Regions from separate parts of the Homo sapiens genome. Here region 2 is linked to region 1. Evidence: chromatin loops called from intact Hi-C (ENCODE). Cell type or tissue: gastrocnemius medialis. All regions are shown on one strand. Links, peaks and the distances in the headings refer to the core of each region. The heading gives the core; the rest is flanking DNA.

Region 1 (8,336 bases), core at 80-8,079:
GTTGAACAATGAGAACACATGGACACAGGGAGGGGAACATCACACACTGGGGCCTGTCGGGGGTTGGGGGACTAGAGGAGGGATAGCATTCGGAGAAATACCTAATGGGTATTGGGTTGATGGGTGCAGCAAACCACCATGGCACGTGTATACCTATGTGACAAACATCCACATTCTGCACATGTATCCCAGAATTTAAAGTATAATGTTTTTTAAAAAGTTTCTTTTCTCTTTCTCACTGCTATGCCCTTCCATTCTAGATGATCTATTCTGGTTTGCCCTAGCCATTTCTCTGGTTTGCACAGAATAACCACTCTAGGATAAGGCAGGAGCCCAGATGCAGAATTGAAGGACTTACTCACTAGCAAGTGGAGTGCCAGCATTTGAATTGTCTAAGAGTGAGGCCTTCTTAAATTGTGTGCCCTAGAGTGCCCTATCTGAAACTTCCCAAAGCATAACTCCTCTGAATGGGGGCCTTGGGGTCTGTATTGTCACCCTGGTGATGCTGATGTAGCTTCACTCTAGTCCTGGCCCTGCTCCCCTGCCTCCTCCCACTGATGACTCCCTGTCCCACCAGGCCCATCTGTGGATGAGCTTTGAAATTCTTGCTTCCTCTCCTTCTTCAGTCACTGTTTTGATATTTTCAAAAACATCAAGGCTTTTTCTCAACTGTCCTTCAGATGGACCCTGCCACCTTTAAACAGGTCACAATGTCTTTCTCTTCCACCCAAGCAGAAATACCCAAGTTCTAGTTCATACAGAAATATCAGACTTGCAAAATTTGTTGACAGAGACCATTGAATCCACCACTTCTCCGATCAGAGAAAACTGAGGCCACAAAAGCTGAATATGCCACAGAAATGTGGAGGCAATTCAAGTCCAGGTCTCCTGACTCCTAGTCCAGGATCTTTTCCTGTTTTCATCCCACATGCCACACAAATCATGTATTCACTGAATAGACAGGCTCGAAGAGAAGAAATTCCACCTGTGGACCACAGCTCTGGCCAGTGCCTATGGAGTTCCATCCTGCTCATGATCTTCTCTTCCTATCTGTAAGTGGACAACAACTTCAGCCCTTGTCTGTGGATTCAAGGTTGCCCATGACCTTCCCCATCCTGATTCCCTGCACTTTCTGACTTGCTTAGACAGCCCCCATAATCACATGAACCTCTTGTAATATCTCTCTCTCTCTCTCTCTCTCTGGAAATGTTGGAGGTTGGTGCTCCAGGTGGTGGTGATGAGACAGCATGGATCTGGGGAGATGAAAAACTGAGAATCTGAAAGCTTTGTACATTGCCCTTGGTCCCATGCTATTTCCCCATTTGTCTTCGTCTCTATCAATAATGTGTCCCTCATTATCATCTAGTCTCTACCCGTAGTAAGGTCCTCCTGCATCCACAATACCCCAGTCCCCTCAAACAAGTCCCCAGCCCCTTCAAGTTCAGTTTGTGTCATCCTGTTTGGGTTAGTTTAAGCCACCAGACACTCTGCTGTCATCCCACAGCCTGATGGGGCCCGACCATACACTCTTTCCATCCTACCTTCTGGAGAGTGGTTTTCTCAATGAAGTAATGAATAATTCAGAAGTCTAAGAAGAGAAAAGCTTTAAGGAATGAAAAATTAGGAAAATATTCGATCCAGTTAACTTATTCCAGATCCAGACCATTGACTGCATATTTATAGACAGTGAACAAACCCCAAGTGACCGTTGCCATTTTACCAAAAAAATGGATTAAAGTATATTTAAAATGAAAAGAAAAATTGTGTGGTCTCATATAGTAGTGAGCTGCCTTGATTAGCATATCACATTCTTTTTTTTTTTCAATAGTTTTGGGAGCAAGTGGTTTTGGTTGCGTGGATAAGTTCTTTAGTGGGGATTTCTGAGATTTTGGTGCACCCATCACCTACCCTCAGGGAGCTTATAGTCTAACTCAGTCAAGCCAACAATTCTAGTGCAGTCTCTGATGGCAGAAGAACAAGGTGTCCTTAGCATGGCATGAAAGGTTCTTTCTAGGTACCCAACATACCTTTTGTCCTCATCTTTAGCCCCCTCCATAAGCCAGCCACTTGTTGTTCCTAGAATATCCCCAAAATAAGCCACAGCCCCTTTGCTCATGCTGTTCCCTATTTCTGAAATACCCTTCTGTATTAGTTGTTCTCACATTGCTATAAAGAACTACTTGAGACTGGGTAATTTATAAAGAAAAGAAGTTTAATTGACTCACAGTTCTGCAGGCTGTACAGGCAGAATGGCTGGGGAGGCCTCAGGAAACTTACAATCATGGTGGAAAGTGAAGGAGAAGCAGGCACGTCTTACATGGCCAGAGAAGGAGGAAGAGAGAGTAAAGGATGAGGTGCTAAACACTTTTAAACAACCAGATCTCTTGAGAACTTTTACCTCGAGGCAGCACTAGGGGGATGGTGCTAAACCATTAGAAACGACCCCCATAATCCAATCACCTCCCACCAGGACTTACCTCCAACACTGGGGATTATAATTCAACATGACATTTGGGTGGAGACACACAGCCAAACAATATCACATTCCTTCTTTAGTTATTTTACTCCAGCAGTCAGTCAATATATATTTATTGAGAATATTCTATGTGCCAGGCACTGTCCAACACTGAAGACACAATGGTGAGCAGAGACATTCATGAAACAAAGGACCACATAAATGCAAATTTATGACTTTGATAAAGTGCTATGAAAGACCAGTACAAGGTGCTAAAGAGAGTACGTACCAGAAGTCTGACTGAGTCTAAAGACTCAAGAAAGACTTCCTCAAGGAAGGCAGATTCAGCTGGAATTTGGGAGAGGACAGTGAGCTCCAGACAAAGGCAAAGGCAAATTTTCTGTGTCAGGAGAGAATGTGGTGCCTCCAAGAGACTGGAAGCAGCAGAGCAGGACAGCAAAGAGAAGATGGTGGAACAGAGGCTGGGGCAATGAATGGGCCAGGACAAGCAGGGCCTTTAGTGCCACAGTAAAGATCAGTCTTTGCCCCCAGAAGAATGGAAACCATTTTTAATAAGCCACCTAAAGACATAATCAGCTCACCACCATCCTTTAAGACCCAGGTTAAATGTCCCTCTCCCTTCCCCAGTGCCCAAGGCAACCCTCGCACTGTATAGCCCCCTCTGGAAAAGCATGCACCATGTCATGGTACATGGTGAGGGTTAACTGTGTTTGGCTCAGTCAGTGGTAAGTTCTCAAGAGCAGACATCCTGTCCTCTTTATCTTTGTAGCCTCAACTGCACACAGTGCCCAGAATATGGCAAGCGTTCCATAAAGTTTTGTTGAATCAATCAACTGACATGTGCAGATGCTGGTCTGTTTTCAATTTCCTCCCCTCTCTCTTCCTGCACATTCAGGAAAGTTCCATCCCCAACCCCTCACCCCACTGCCAACAATCTCCCTGCCTCCCTTCTCTCCCCAACACCACCCATCCCCCATGTGGCTACCAGGTTTCCTTCCTAAACAGGTCAGAGCAGGCCACTCTACTCCTTACATAAGTCTTCACTGATTTCGCCATTGCTGGCAGGATCAAATTCAAATTCTTCAGGCTGATTATCCAATGCATTCATGACCCAATCCCAAACTTATCTTCTTGGCCTCATGTTTCATTGCACTCTTTCTTTCCTGTACTCTATGTTCCAACTGCAAAAAAGCTCTAGAATATTCCTCAAGTCAAACACCCACTCCCACCTCCATGCCTTTGCTTAGGCTGTGCTCTCAGTCTAGAATGCCCTTCCCTCATGCTTCCCTAATTAGAAAATTACTGGTACCTCAAGACACAGCTCAAACACCAACCCATCCCAAAACCTCTCCTCTCATTCCCCAAAACCAGAATTCATGGCTTCTGTTTGTATAGGTATATTTATCCCTAGCACCTTTCCTAGGTGTGTAAATGGCACATCATAGTTCTCAAATTAAACAAAAACAAAAAAAAAGCCCCATTCTGTCCCTGCGCTGCAGTCTCCCTGCACCAGCCACCATGGCAGCAACAAAGAGTGGGAGAAATGGGAAAGCAGCTTTCTCCTCCCACGCGGGAGCGTGCATTCCCAGGAAGAAAGGGAACACAAGGCTTCCCTTGTTACAATATACAGACAAAAAAATGACCCAAGTTGTATTCTAGGAAATTATCTCTAAGTCTACAAAGAACCATCCATTGTTTCTAGACTATTTTTCTAGCTCAGAGATAAAATATGAAGTTTATAATTTACATACTATAAATTAAAATGCCCCCCCCAAAATTGCTCATTTTGTAAAGCAGTTTTTTACTTTGTTTAAAAACCAGTTACTCTGGGAGCCTTTCAAGTTTATATGTAAAGACTTAAGCTTATAAAATACTCAGCTGACTATGGACTATGACAACAAATCCCCACAGTCAGTGGTGTCAATATCAAATACACAAGACATTTTTCATCTGCTTTAATTAAGACACAAAGGAGCAGCAAAAAAATATTAATCATGCAGTTGATTAAAAATAACTTCCTAAACATCTGCTCTTGGTAAATAATAGCTATCAAATACTTTAAATCAATGTTTAATGACTGGCATAAATGTAAACCCTTTGTGACTTACATAAAATAAGTCACTCCATGTGCAATCTTCTTAGATACCCCCTTTTCACCCACTGGTCTTTTCTTTATTCTCCAAGACTGGCTTTCATCAATCATTCCAAGTCTTCTATACCTGTTTGCATACAGTGCAGGCTGGACCTCGAACAAAGTGCTCTGCACTCCTGGAATTCACAGTCTGACTCAGACACATACATGCAGAGCATACAGACATCAAAGTGATCCCACTCGTATGGTAAATACAATACAAGCAAAATCAGTTTTCTTCATTTTTCCATCAGCTTGTGCTAGGGGCAGCTCCACTGAGGTTTACTCTGTCTTCATGACCATCCTGACAGGTAAGCAAGCCAGGGATGCCTATGTCCATTTGATTAGCGACCACACTGAGGGCAGGGAGGCTAAATGGTTTGTCCAAGCTGACACTGGTCAGTAAGTGACAGACCAAAAATGAAATCTAGTTCTTCTGAATGCACACCTAGAACTGTCTCCCCTCCTGTAGGAAGAACAGTGGTAGATTGATAAGGTCAATGCTCCCGGGACTGAGAAGTGAGTCAAGGACTAGGTTTTAGAAGAAGGAGGCAGGGAGAGATTGAAGGAACTCTACCAGCTTGGCTGGCTGGGATGGAAGCAGCTGACAAACCTAGTGTACGGGCCATGGTTTGTAGTGAAGGAAATTTTCAGGACACTTTTAAATTATGGGAGAGCTGAGTTGATATATGGCAAGATGAGGAAAGAGGGGAATGAAGCTGCAGGGCCTTGACTTTAAATCTATTTTCCACTTAATCTCAAAAGACACATCCAAGACAGAAAATCCTAAATGCCCCTTCAGTGTCCCTCTGTTTTCCTGCCAGAACAGGAGCAAAGTTCCTAGGGCCTGGGGTGGCATCAGCAATCCCTGGAATCAACAATGAACTCTGCCAGTCCCGTCTCTGTTCTCTGCCCGTCTGTGAATCACAGTTACAAGGCAGCTGTCACAGTAACTTGGCTAATTAAATTAGAGCCCATTGAATGCTTTATTGACCTGACGCTCATTCCAGTGAGCAGGCCCACTTTGAAGGTGACTAAATTCAAGGCTGTTAGTTCACAGATTAAACAACATGGACAAAAACAATAAGGGGCCATCGGAAAAGTCTCTTCAATGTAAACACAGTGTCTAAAGCACAGCTGCCAGAGTGTGTGACCTATAGGAGATTTATTTGGTATTATGGGTTGAATTGTGCCCCTCAAAATTCATATGTCAGCGTTCTCAATCCAGTATCTCAGAGTGTGACCTTATTTGGAGGTAGGGACTTTACAGAAGTAAACAAGTTTAAAAAAAAGGTCATGAGGATGGGCCCAAATCCAATGTGACCAGTATTCTCAGAACAACGGGAAATCTGGACAGAGAGACACAGACAGGGGGAAGGCCACGTGAACAGACACACAGAGAAGATGAACATCTACCAGCCAAAAATGAGAGGCCTGGAGCAGAGCCTTCCCTTTGAGCCCTCACAAGGAACCCATCCTTCAGAGACCTTGTTTTGAACTTGTAGCCTCCAGAACTGTAAGACAATACATTTCTGTCGTTTATGCCACCCGCTTTATGGTATTGTGTTACAGCAGCCTAGCAAAGCAACATCTGGAGATGTATAAGAGGCAGAAAGAGCCCTGGATAAAGAGGACTTTTTATGAGAACAATGAAAAGAGCATTAGTTCTAGAAGCAAACAAACCTGGGTTGAGACCCTGACCTTGCTATTACCCACAGTGTCCTCAGCCAAGACACCTAACCTGTCTGTGCCTTGATTTCTCCTCTGTAAAATAGGGATGATAACATTTTCCTCACAGGGGTGTTAGAATAAAACGTGAAAACCTACAGTCTTTGGCTTATGTAGATCCAGGTCCCATAAGGCCCCTCACAACCAGTTATAGTCACCACTGTAAATTCTGACCACCTACCAAATACTGACAATAATGAACATGAGACACTTTTGTAAAATAACTACAAAACGCACACTGGCCTGAGGCTGCCATGCCCTCTAGGGGATTCTGTACGTGTTATGATGAATGCTACCATTCTCAGTTCTTTCTGCTCCACTTAATTTATCACTTGCTCTGTCTCTCTGACTGGAGACCTCAGTTTTATGCTGAGAAGTCCCTCTTCACCATTTCTCCTGCCAAACTTGGGCCAGGAGGGGATGGTCCATTCAGCAGCCCTCAGGGCCTGCCTCTCACTACCTCACTCTCATGCTCACTCTTGTAGACAGCCATATAGACTTTGAGACAAAAACTGCACTTCTGTCTTTTTGCACTGCCTGGTTTAAAAAAAAAAAAAAAGGTTGTTACTTAAGCTCTCCTATTTGCACTCAAAAATGGTAATAATCCTAATAAAACCAAATGGAAAATACCTCCCATGACAATAAAGCTCTATTTTGTCCAGAATTGTGGGGAAATTGGCTATTTTGGTTAACTGCCCACTCCACTTAGAAGTTACCCTATCGGAACTGAAGCCTAACTTTTAAAGAATTAGAATGTAAATCAAATACACCGAATGCCAAGAGGCTGGGATGGCTGGGTCTTTACTTGGTTCTTTAATGGTCTTGCAGAAATTGATGGTGTTTTGGGGACACTGTCAGGGCCTCAGTTATTGCTGAAGTGTTCTAATAACAAAAACTGGAGGTGATTTGTGCCTCCTGGTGGTATGAATTCTTTAAAACACAGGTTTTTAAATAGATATGCAAATATAAATATCCGTACAGCCAAGGGAAGCTCTCCTGGAACCCAAAATCAAATCCTTCTCATGTTGGAGCTCTCGTGGGTTACTTTCAAGGACGCCCCAGCTCACACCACAAAGGGACCCCCATTCTTTTCTCTTTATTCGGGCTGCATTGCCACACATTGTATGGAGTGACCTCAAATCAGCCCATATTTATTAAGCTTCTCTTCCCAGCTCCACAACAAGAGAAGCATTAGACGCTATTCCTGCCTTCCAAGGAGCTCCAATTTAGTTGGAGAACTGCCTATGTTATTAAATTCTGCATTGTGTGCGCTGAGCTTTAAGTGCTGAACAGAGTTGACTTTTATGATCCCTACCCTGTGCTGCGTGTTTTACATAGATTACCTCACTTAATCAGCTCATATTCTGAGTCATATTATTATCCTCACTTTACAAATGAAGATTCTGAGTCTTGACAGAGAATATGTAACTGGCCAAAGGTCACACAGCTAAGTAAATGTCAACTTAGGTATGAAACCCCAGTCAGCATGACCCTACAGCCCGCTTCACCCCCCTAACACTGCCTCTTTCACCTGTCTGCTTATCTAAGTCCTGTAGAGCAGGTAGCCACAGCAAAAATCCTACAAAGGATCAGAACAAGCTCCTTTGTGCCTTTCTTCCCCTTCCTTTTTTGATCCCCACATATTCCGCCCACAGCTCCTAACAATCTCTCCCAAGATTAGATTTTTAAAAAACAGAGAACTAAGAATAAGGGCTTCTCAGGAGCCCTTTTCTTATACTCTGAAGCAAACTTCATCGCAAATTTAAAAAGAAGGTGTTTGCTAACTTTGCTTCATTGGAAGAATAACATTTTCTCTCAATGAGACCATAACTTTATCTTTATTTAAAAAAAAAAAAAAAACACTGTCATATAGGTCTGCTTCTCCTCCTAAATGAACTATTCTTTCCTTCTTACTGCTTTGCTGGCAGAAATCAGTTAAAAAAAAAAAAAGCCAAATAAAAACTAAGAATCTATTGAGTTCTTAGGGATCCCAAGTTAATT
Region 2 (8,336 bases), core at 323-8,322, 120 kb before region 1:
GAGAATGGAATTCAAACTTTTCAAGCCCTCAGAAGAAAATTCTATTCAATGAAAGATGAGAAAGGAAAAAGGGAGAGGAAAGTAAAAGATATTTAAATATAAATTAGAAATAAGATGTCTGAAATAAATCCTAATACACAACTAATTACATAATTTGTTTTATGGATTGAATCATGTCTCCTCTAAAAAGATTTATTGATGTTCTAACCCTCCATGTCTCGTATTGTAACCTTATTTGGAATAGGGTTGTTGCAGAAGTAATTAGTTACATTAAGATGAAGTCATGCTGGAGTAGGGTGAGCCCCTAATCTAAGAGGACTGGTGTCCTTATAGGAAGAGGAAAATGCCACATGAAGAGAGAGAGAGATGCCCAAGGAGGTGTCATGCTGCAATGAGGGCAGAGATTGGAACTGTGCAGCTGCATGCCAAGGAACACCAAAGATTTCAGCAAACTACTGGAAGCTAGGAAAAAGCAAAGAATTCCCCTAAATATTTCAGTGGGAGCATAGCCCTGCCAACACCTTATTTCAGATTTCTATCCTCCACAACTATGAGGCAATAAGCTACTGCTGTTTTAAGCTCCTCAGTGTGAACTATTTTGTCATGGCAGCCTTAGGAAACTAACACAATTTACAAACAGATTAAGTTCACTAATCAAAAGACAGCCACTTGCAAATTGGGTTTTTTTTTTAAGCAATATCTAACAATAGGTTTTCTGAAAGGAATATTTCTAAAACAAAAGGTGACAGAGAGGTCACAAATAAAATGATGGAAAAGGTATATGATGCAATTTTGAACCAAATGAAACTGGGGAGCAGATTTAATGTCAAACAATAGAAGAAAAATATGAGCAGAAAGATATAACAATTGTGAACATACATCTGCTTAAAAACATACCTTCAATGTACAAAATGCAACAACCAACAGAACTAAAGAGAGAACCATATAACAATTATAGCTAGACACGTTTTTTGTAGTCATCTGAGAAACTGATGGGATACACAGACAAAAAATAAGCAATTATAGAGGAGATCTGAATGGTATGATTCATAAACTTGAAATACTAATTATATGAGAACTTTACAACCATCAATAAGAAGAGAGAACATTTTTGAGCACACATAAAATATTCAAAAAATTTAACATTTACCAGATCACAAAGGGAGCCTCAATACATTCTCCCCAAATCATCATCATTCACATTGTTATCTTAACAAAATGGAACAAAATTATAAATTATGAATAAAATAACTTTAAAGCTTTGTACTTCTGTTAAGTAGTAACATAATAATGTTTGGGTTAACAGGAAAATATAAAAGAAATTATAAAATACTTGGAACTAAATGATAATGAGGGAAAATACATGCCAGAATTTCAGAGACACAGCAAAAGCAGACTTAAGAATGAAACTTATAGTTCTCAATACATTTACTAGGGGAAAAAAAGCATTGAAAACAAATGAAGTAAGGTTTTAACTGAAAAGATTAAAAAAAGAACAGTTGACTGAGCACAAAAAATAAGAAAGAAAATAAAGATAAAGGCAGAATTCAATAAAAGAGTGACTATAGCAGCAGCAGCAACTACAAAATCGGTAAGAATAATTAAAACAAAAGCTGAACGTTTGAAGTGATTGCTAAGCTGTACCGACCTGCAGCAAAAGCTCATCAGAAAGAAGATGCAGAAATATAAAATTCAAAAGGGAAAAAAAAACTCCAGATATCAAAGAGATTAAAATAATTATTAAAAAATAACTATTCACTTATAAAATGAAAACTAAGACAAAATAGATATATTTATAGAAAAATATAGAATTTAAAACGAGCCCAAGAAAAATCAGAAATTTGAACCAACCAATAACAAAATATTGAAATGGTTAAATACAACAGAGAAGACACCCCTACCCCATCTCTAAGCAAAATAATAATAATAATATTTTTTAAAATTGCTCCTAGGCTAAATGGTTTTACAGACGATGTTTCAAAAAACAAAGTATTCCTGTCTGGAAAATTTGTTCCAGAAAGTAAGAAAAAAAAGCAGCACAACTCATTCTATTAGATTAATTCTAAAACCTAATAAGAATAGAGAGGGGGGGAAAAACACAATAGTTCCTTTTTACTTACAGATCCAAAATAGAATATAAGCAAACTGAATTCAACAGCACATTTTTAAAAATTGTGATCAAATAAGGTTTATTGCAGTAATCTTGAGGTAATTTAAAAACAGAAATCTGTTAATATAAGCCATACACTAGACCAAGGGAGAAAAATCAAATGATTTCTCAATAGATTCAGAAAAAATATTTTATAGAAATTTCACATATATATATATAATAAAAACACTTAGTAAAATAGGAATTCCTTTAAGTTAGTAAAGGAGCTATGCCCAAAATATACAGTAAGCATCACACTAAATAGATAAGATCAGAAATAACCCAAAAGATGTCTGCTATGACCATTTCTGGATATCCTGCCTAATGCTATATAAAACTAATAATAATAACAACAGCAATAAGAGTTTTTAAGAATTAAAAGGGAAATGATAACATTTCTATTGTTTTCAAGTTATATGCTCATGTATGAGAAATCTCAATAGATCTGAAGACAAACTGAAAGATCTATTAAGTGTTCAACAAGGGAACTAGATACAAAATCAATCTACATAAGGCTAGGCCTGGTGGCTCACACCTGTAATCCCAGCGCTTTGGGAAGCCAAGGCAGGAAGATTGCTTGATGCCAAGAGTTCAAGAGCGGCCTGGGCAACGTAGCAAGATTTCATCTCTACAAAAACTTTTTAAAAAATAAATCGATCTACAAAAATCAATAGCATTTTTACAGACTTACACTAAAACACGAAAATAAGACATTATTCACAATAGCAACAAAACCTCTAACATCTAGGAAATAAGCTAATAAAGAATGCACATTCTTCTAAAGAGAGAGCTTTAGAACTTTAGAACTCTACTAAATCTTTTAAGCTTGTTTAAAATAATGAAGAAAATGAGTAAAAGTAGAAGTAAAGGTAGAGCCCTAATTTTTCCCAAACTAATCTATCAAATCTATGCAATTGCAAACAAAATACTAACTGAAATTTTCAGGAACTTAATAAAACAATCCTTAACAATTTGTTTAGAAAACTAAAGATGTTAACTTGCAAATATCAATTAAGAGTAACTAGCACACAATAATAAAACAAAATGTAAAATTCCTGGGATTCAACAAATAAAAACTCAACTGACAAGGTGAAAACTGGATGGCTGAGAGGCATTAAAAAAGACCTGAATAAATAGAGAGACATAGAAACATAGTATTTGCCCAAATGTGTGGTAGTTCAATATTACAAAGATGTCTATTTTCCCTGAGTACATCTATAAATTCAGTACAATTCCAACTAAATTGATGCTGCTTAACACACACACACACACACACACACACACACACACACACCTTTTTTGGCAGGGGGTTGGGGGAGATCAAAAAAACAAGCAAAAAAATCCTGTGCAAGGCTGACTAGATGGGTAGAATCTATTTCAACATGTATCTCTTCTCTGGGAAAAGAAATCTCCTTCTATTGCCTACAAAAATGTCCTGAGGATACCAAAAGGGACCAGATCCCTCTTTGCAAACCACAAATACTCTGCAACCACCTGTGGATATAGACGTCTGACCCTCATCATAGGCTGCTCTAAGAACAGAGTGAAGGTGGCAAAGAATGGAACAATGACTCTGCTTGGCTTATTCAGAAAGGCAGGAATAGATTAGTCCTCTTTCCAGATGACTAGATTGCAGAGGGTCCATTCTCTGCTCTGGAGCAACCCAGCTACCCCTGCATTCCTGGGAAATAAAATCTCAGACCAAGAGAAGCCCTGCCCGGGAAGGAACCGCACTGTGCTGAATAACTACTCCCAGGAAGAGAAGAAACCTCTCTGGCCCTGAGCGAAATTAGAAAGAGGAGAAAACTCAGCTTCACTTTGCCTTCCAGTACCTTAGCTTCCTTCTTGCTCTTTTTGATCTTTCCCTTCTCTGAATTGCCCACACTCATTCACTAATTCAACAAATGTGTATATTGAGCTCTTCCTCTGTGCCAGACACTATGCTGGGCATCCAGGGCTCTGAGGAAAGCAGCCCAATTTAGGTACTGACCTAAAGGACTGGAGATATAACACGCTTCTTCTCCAACTTCTTTCAAAAGGATTTGTTGATTTAAGAGACCTCAGAGAGAAGGCAATGCTTAACCCAAAGTTACCACTTCTCTAATAGAGAAATTTCAGATCTTGCTGTTTATTGGAAAAGAGGCAATACTTTAGCCAACAAAAACCTTTCCATTATTCCCCAAATCAACAATAGCTAGCATGCAGCTCAAAAAAAAATTAAAAAGTGTTTCCAAAGGACATTTTCTCATTTAGCTATGCAGAGCAGTGATTACCACAGAGGGGGTGCCAGAAGATACATGGGGCACAAGAAAAGGATGTGAGAACTCCTAATCCCTTAGAACTGTTTCAGCCTATACATCTTCTACTTTCTGTATAAGCTTTATAACATATATTAGTACAAATTTACATGTACAAAATTTATAAATAAATAACATAAGCAAAAACTAGGATGGGTGCTCAAAAATGTTTTACTGATAGGAAAGCATGATGGAAATTTTTTGGAGACCCCTAATATAACAAAGAGTTCAATCTCTTAAACCTAAAACCAGTCTTGGTGACCACAGTCCTAGTAGGTGCAGGAGAAGTCAAGATCTGTGTCCCCAGACCAAGGTCTAGCTCAGTTAACTCTGGGTCATTTCATGCCGGTCCCATAGTAGGAGGAAAAATCTGGTAGAACAATGAAGGGAAATGAGCGAGTCAGAAGCAGAGATTGGAGGGAGAATTGGCTTTTCCAGGTCACTGGCTCGTTCATGGGCAACATCCCAGCATCTAAAAATAGAAGAAACATCTGCAGTTTGCCTCTTGGAGCTGGGGCTTGGATGAGCCCCAGGACAGGCCCTGGCAGACTGCTGGTGGCCACAATGACAGCACTGGCCTCTTCAGATGACTTCATCAGAGAATGGCCAGGAGCCAAAGAAGAGCTACTTCCAGAGCCAGGGTCCTCACTGTGAAACAAAAGACCCAGAAATAAGTAGGGACCTTAGCTCTTTAACCAGAGATCTGGCTCTTCTTTTCTTGGTAGCAGGGTGGGGAAAGAAAGGAGAAGCTGGAAGGGGTGTTCAGAAATCAGGGGGAGTCTCCTTGATCAAGGATGGCTTCAGAGTAGGTGATTGCTCAATGTCATTTTTCATTTCTTATCTGTGACTCTTCCTTTGGGTTCTCTGAGCCTGGCACATAGTAGGAATTCAAAAATACTACTACGCAAGAGAAGGAAAGTAAGAGTTTATCAGTGCAAGTCTTGAACTGAGCTCTGAGGAGAATTGTGTTTCTGATTAGTTTGACTTGCCGATGGGTATTCAGGAACAAAGGGAAGGTCCTGGCTGAATCCTAGGAGCATATTTGGGCCTCTGCTTTGTGAGAATCCATGAGGAAAGGAGAAAAAGGAAATCACAGCCTTCAACCTCCCTTTCTTAGGAGAAAGAAGAGAATGAATGAGGAAGCCGAAGAGCAGGAGAAATAGGAGAAGGGTTCTTGTCCATACTGAAGAAAAAGGACAACATTCAAGATGCCTAAAGAGGAGCAGGTGCTCATAGACAGGGTTCCCTCTTCATTCCCTGCCTGTTTGCCCAGCCCCAAACTTCCCAGGTCTCCCCTTCCTTCATTCCTTCTCAATTGACCCCTCACTTTCATCTTGCCAGTTTCCCAAAGGAATGTTTAAATAGGTATTACTCAAATTGGTGTTAATCAGTAACCAATTTGATAAACAATGTGTCTTTTCTCATCCTCTACTTCCCTTTGTTCTCCAAGAAAAGAAATGAAGTCTCTCTGGTCAAGATGGGCAGTGAGTTCATGCTTGATAACTCCTGCCACTCCAAACAATATAGCAATGAAATGAAAAGTGAAAACGCACTCACAAAATACATAACAAGGTTCTAATATGAGATAAGCATCTGCATTGATCAGAAACAAAACAAAATATTAAAAAGTGATCCTCAATGTGTTCATGTCCTTTGCAGGGACATGGATGAAGCTGGAAACCATCATTCTCAGCAAACTATCACAAGGACAGAAAACCAAACACCACATGTTCTCACTCATAGGTGGGAATTGAACAATGAGAACACATGGACACAGGGCGGGGAACATCACACACCACAGCCTGTCAGCGGGGTGTGTATTGGGAGAGGGATAGCATTAGGAGAAATACCTAATGTAAATGATGAGTTGATGGGTGCAGCAAGCCAACATGGCACATGTATACCTATGTAAAAAAAACCGGCACTTTGTGCACATGTACCCTAGAACTTAAAGTATAACAATAAAAATGAAAAGATAAAATAATTTTAAAAAGTGAACCTGAATGGAGCTGTGAGCTTGCTGGGCTCTGGGCCCAGGTGGAGGGAATGGTAGCTAAGAGTTCAGATCCTGGGGAGAAAGGAACTTAAAATACTTCACAGGAAACAAGGAACTTGAGTCAGGAGTTTTTACCAACTTACTCCTCTCTTAGGTTGCAAAAGGAAGCTAGAAAATATTACTGACAATTGCTGTCTAAGGGTACACGTCTTTGTAAGCTTCAGCCTACAGATGTGGGAGTCCAGAGACCCGATCTCAGACCAGGGTCTGAGATCTGTGACAACCCACCATTCCCTGGTGGGGGAGAACTCTGAGTAACTATTAAAACACTTGGTTCTGGAAGAGGGACCAAGTAAGCTGGGAGGAGATGCAAGCCACTAGACAAGAAGGAGTAGGGGGAATGAAAAAGAGAAGGAGACAAAACATGAAAGAGATGGAAACTTTCACTGAAAATATTTTCTTCACAGAATACTTGCACATCTTTTGATAGGTTTATGTATAAGTGTCTTATTGCTTCTTTGGTACTGTGAATGAGATTTTTTTTTCTAATTATGTTTCTGATTGGTTATTGTTTTGTGTAGGAATGCGATTGTCTTTTTATGTTGTTTTGGTATCCAGCCAAAATGCTAAAACGTTTATTAGTTCTCATATTTTGTAGATTCTTTTGGATTTTTGGTGTAGACAGTCATAGCATCTACAAATAACAGCAGCTTATATGTTTCTTTCCAATCTTTTACTTCTTATTTCTTTTTCTTGTTTTATTGCATGGGCTATGGAACTGAAGATAGTTGCCCTTCTTATTCCTGTCTTTAATGGGAATATTTCTACAATATCACCATTAAGTATATTGTTTGCTGTCTGTAAATCTGTTAGGAGTATCCTTGGTCAGGTTAAGGAAACCTCCTCTAACAATCTGCTAAGAATTACCTGAGATGTATTTAAAATGCACATCTCTGAACACTATTTGATCAAAGAATCAGAATTTCTAGAGATGGTGACTAGAAGTCTAGAGTTTAAGAATTACTACATTACAGAAATTGTTTCTTAATGCTTTTTAATAATTTTCATTTTTAATAATTTAGAATAATTCTGCTGTCTTGACCTGCCTGAAGCACTTAACACTGCTTGGAATTCCCTCTTCTCTTGGTGTTTGCATCTGCAGCAAGCTGCGTCTTCCCCCACATTTCTACCTGTTTTTTGGAAGCTTCATGTGTCCAGTAAAGAGGAACCCTAAGAATTTGAGATAAATGTCTTATCTGATCTGTATTTGCCTGATTTGGGGATTATAGTCTTAACCCACTTTTCTCCATCATCCTCAATACTGCACTCCCAGGCTTTGTAATCTGAGGCTCTTCCTATCCCAGAGTCTGTATGAGCTGAGTTTGTTATTAGACATGGCCCAATCTCACCAATAAGACTAGAGTCACCTCCCTTGTGTATCTCTTCCTATGAGGCTCCCTCCATGTCCAAGTTTCATAGTATAACTAAACTGAAGCTAACCAGGCACTGACTCGACTACCAAATGGGTGGAGCTATTGCTGTCAGGGATATACTACAATTTCTAAGTTTAGTATTTATTATTTTATATTTAGAGTTATCACTTTTGATATGAAAAATTAGATGCATATCACTTTCAGATATAACACATCTCCAACTCTCCCCAGTTATCTCTCCTATAAAAGACTTACCTATTAGCAACTAACACCAACAGACCCCCAGTCATGCCCCTTCATCCTCACTCAACTAGTTATATCAGCTATTTCAGGTATTGGATTTCCTTTTTATAAAAGGAAAATGGCAGCCCAGCTGTATCATGAGATTTCTACAGAAATGATGGTTATCCCACATGTATTTAATTTGTGGTTCGTTTTGGGGAGAAGCCACTCTCACAATC

Evidence for each region. Peaks named below come from ENCODE experiments on the same cell type or tissue, not always from the same donor. Only the 100,000 strongest peaks of a DNase experiment are listed, where the experiment ranks them.
Region 2: it touches region 1 in a loop (2.4-fold over the local background); 3 of 110 quality-filtered maps call a loop at or near these places.

What each region holds. Positions count from the first base shown.
Region 1 is chr11:113,718,370-113,726,705 of GRCh38, forward strand. No RefSeq gene overlaps it. Among named protein-coding and RNA genes, the nearest start is that of TMPRSS5, 16 kb to the left of the region's middle. In gastrocnemius medialis, for the core only: no CTCF peak of the experiment used is centred there; a DNase peak (open chromatin) is centred at 3,482; H3K27ac peaks cover 6,004 bases.
Region 2 is chr11:113,598,566-113,606,901 of GRCh38, forward strand. All of the region lies in intron 1 of LOC107984390 (a long non-coding RNA gene), which reads right to left. Among named protein-coding and RNA genes, the nearest start is that of TMPRSS5, 100 kb to the right of the region's middle. In gastrocnemius medialis, for the core only: no CTCF peak of the experiment used is centred there; a DNase peak (open chromatin) is centred at 4,976; H3K4me3 peaks cover 584 bases; H3K27ac peaks cover 1,505 bases.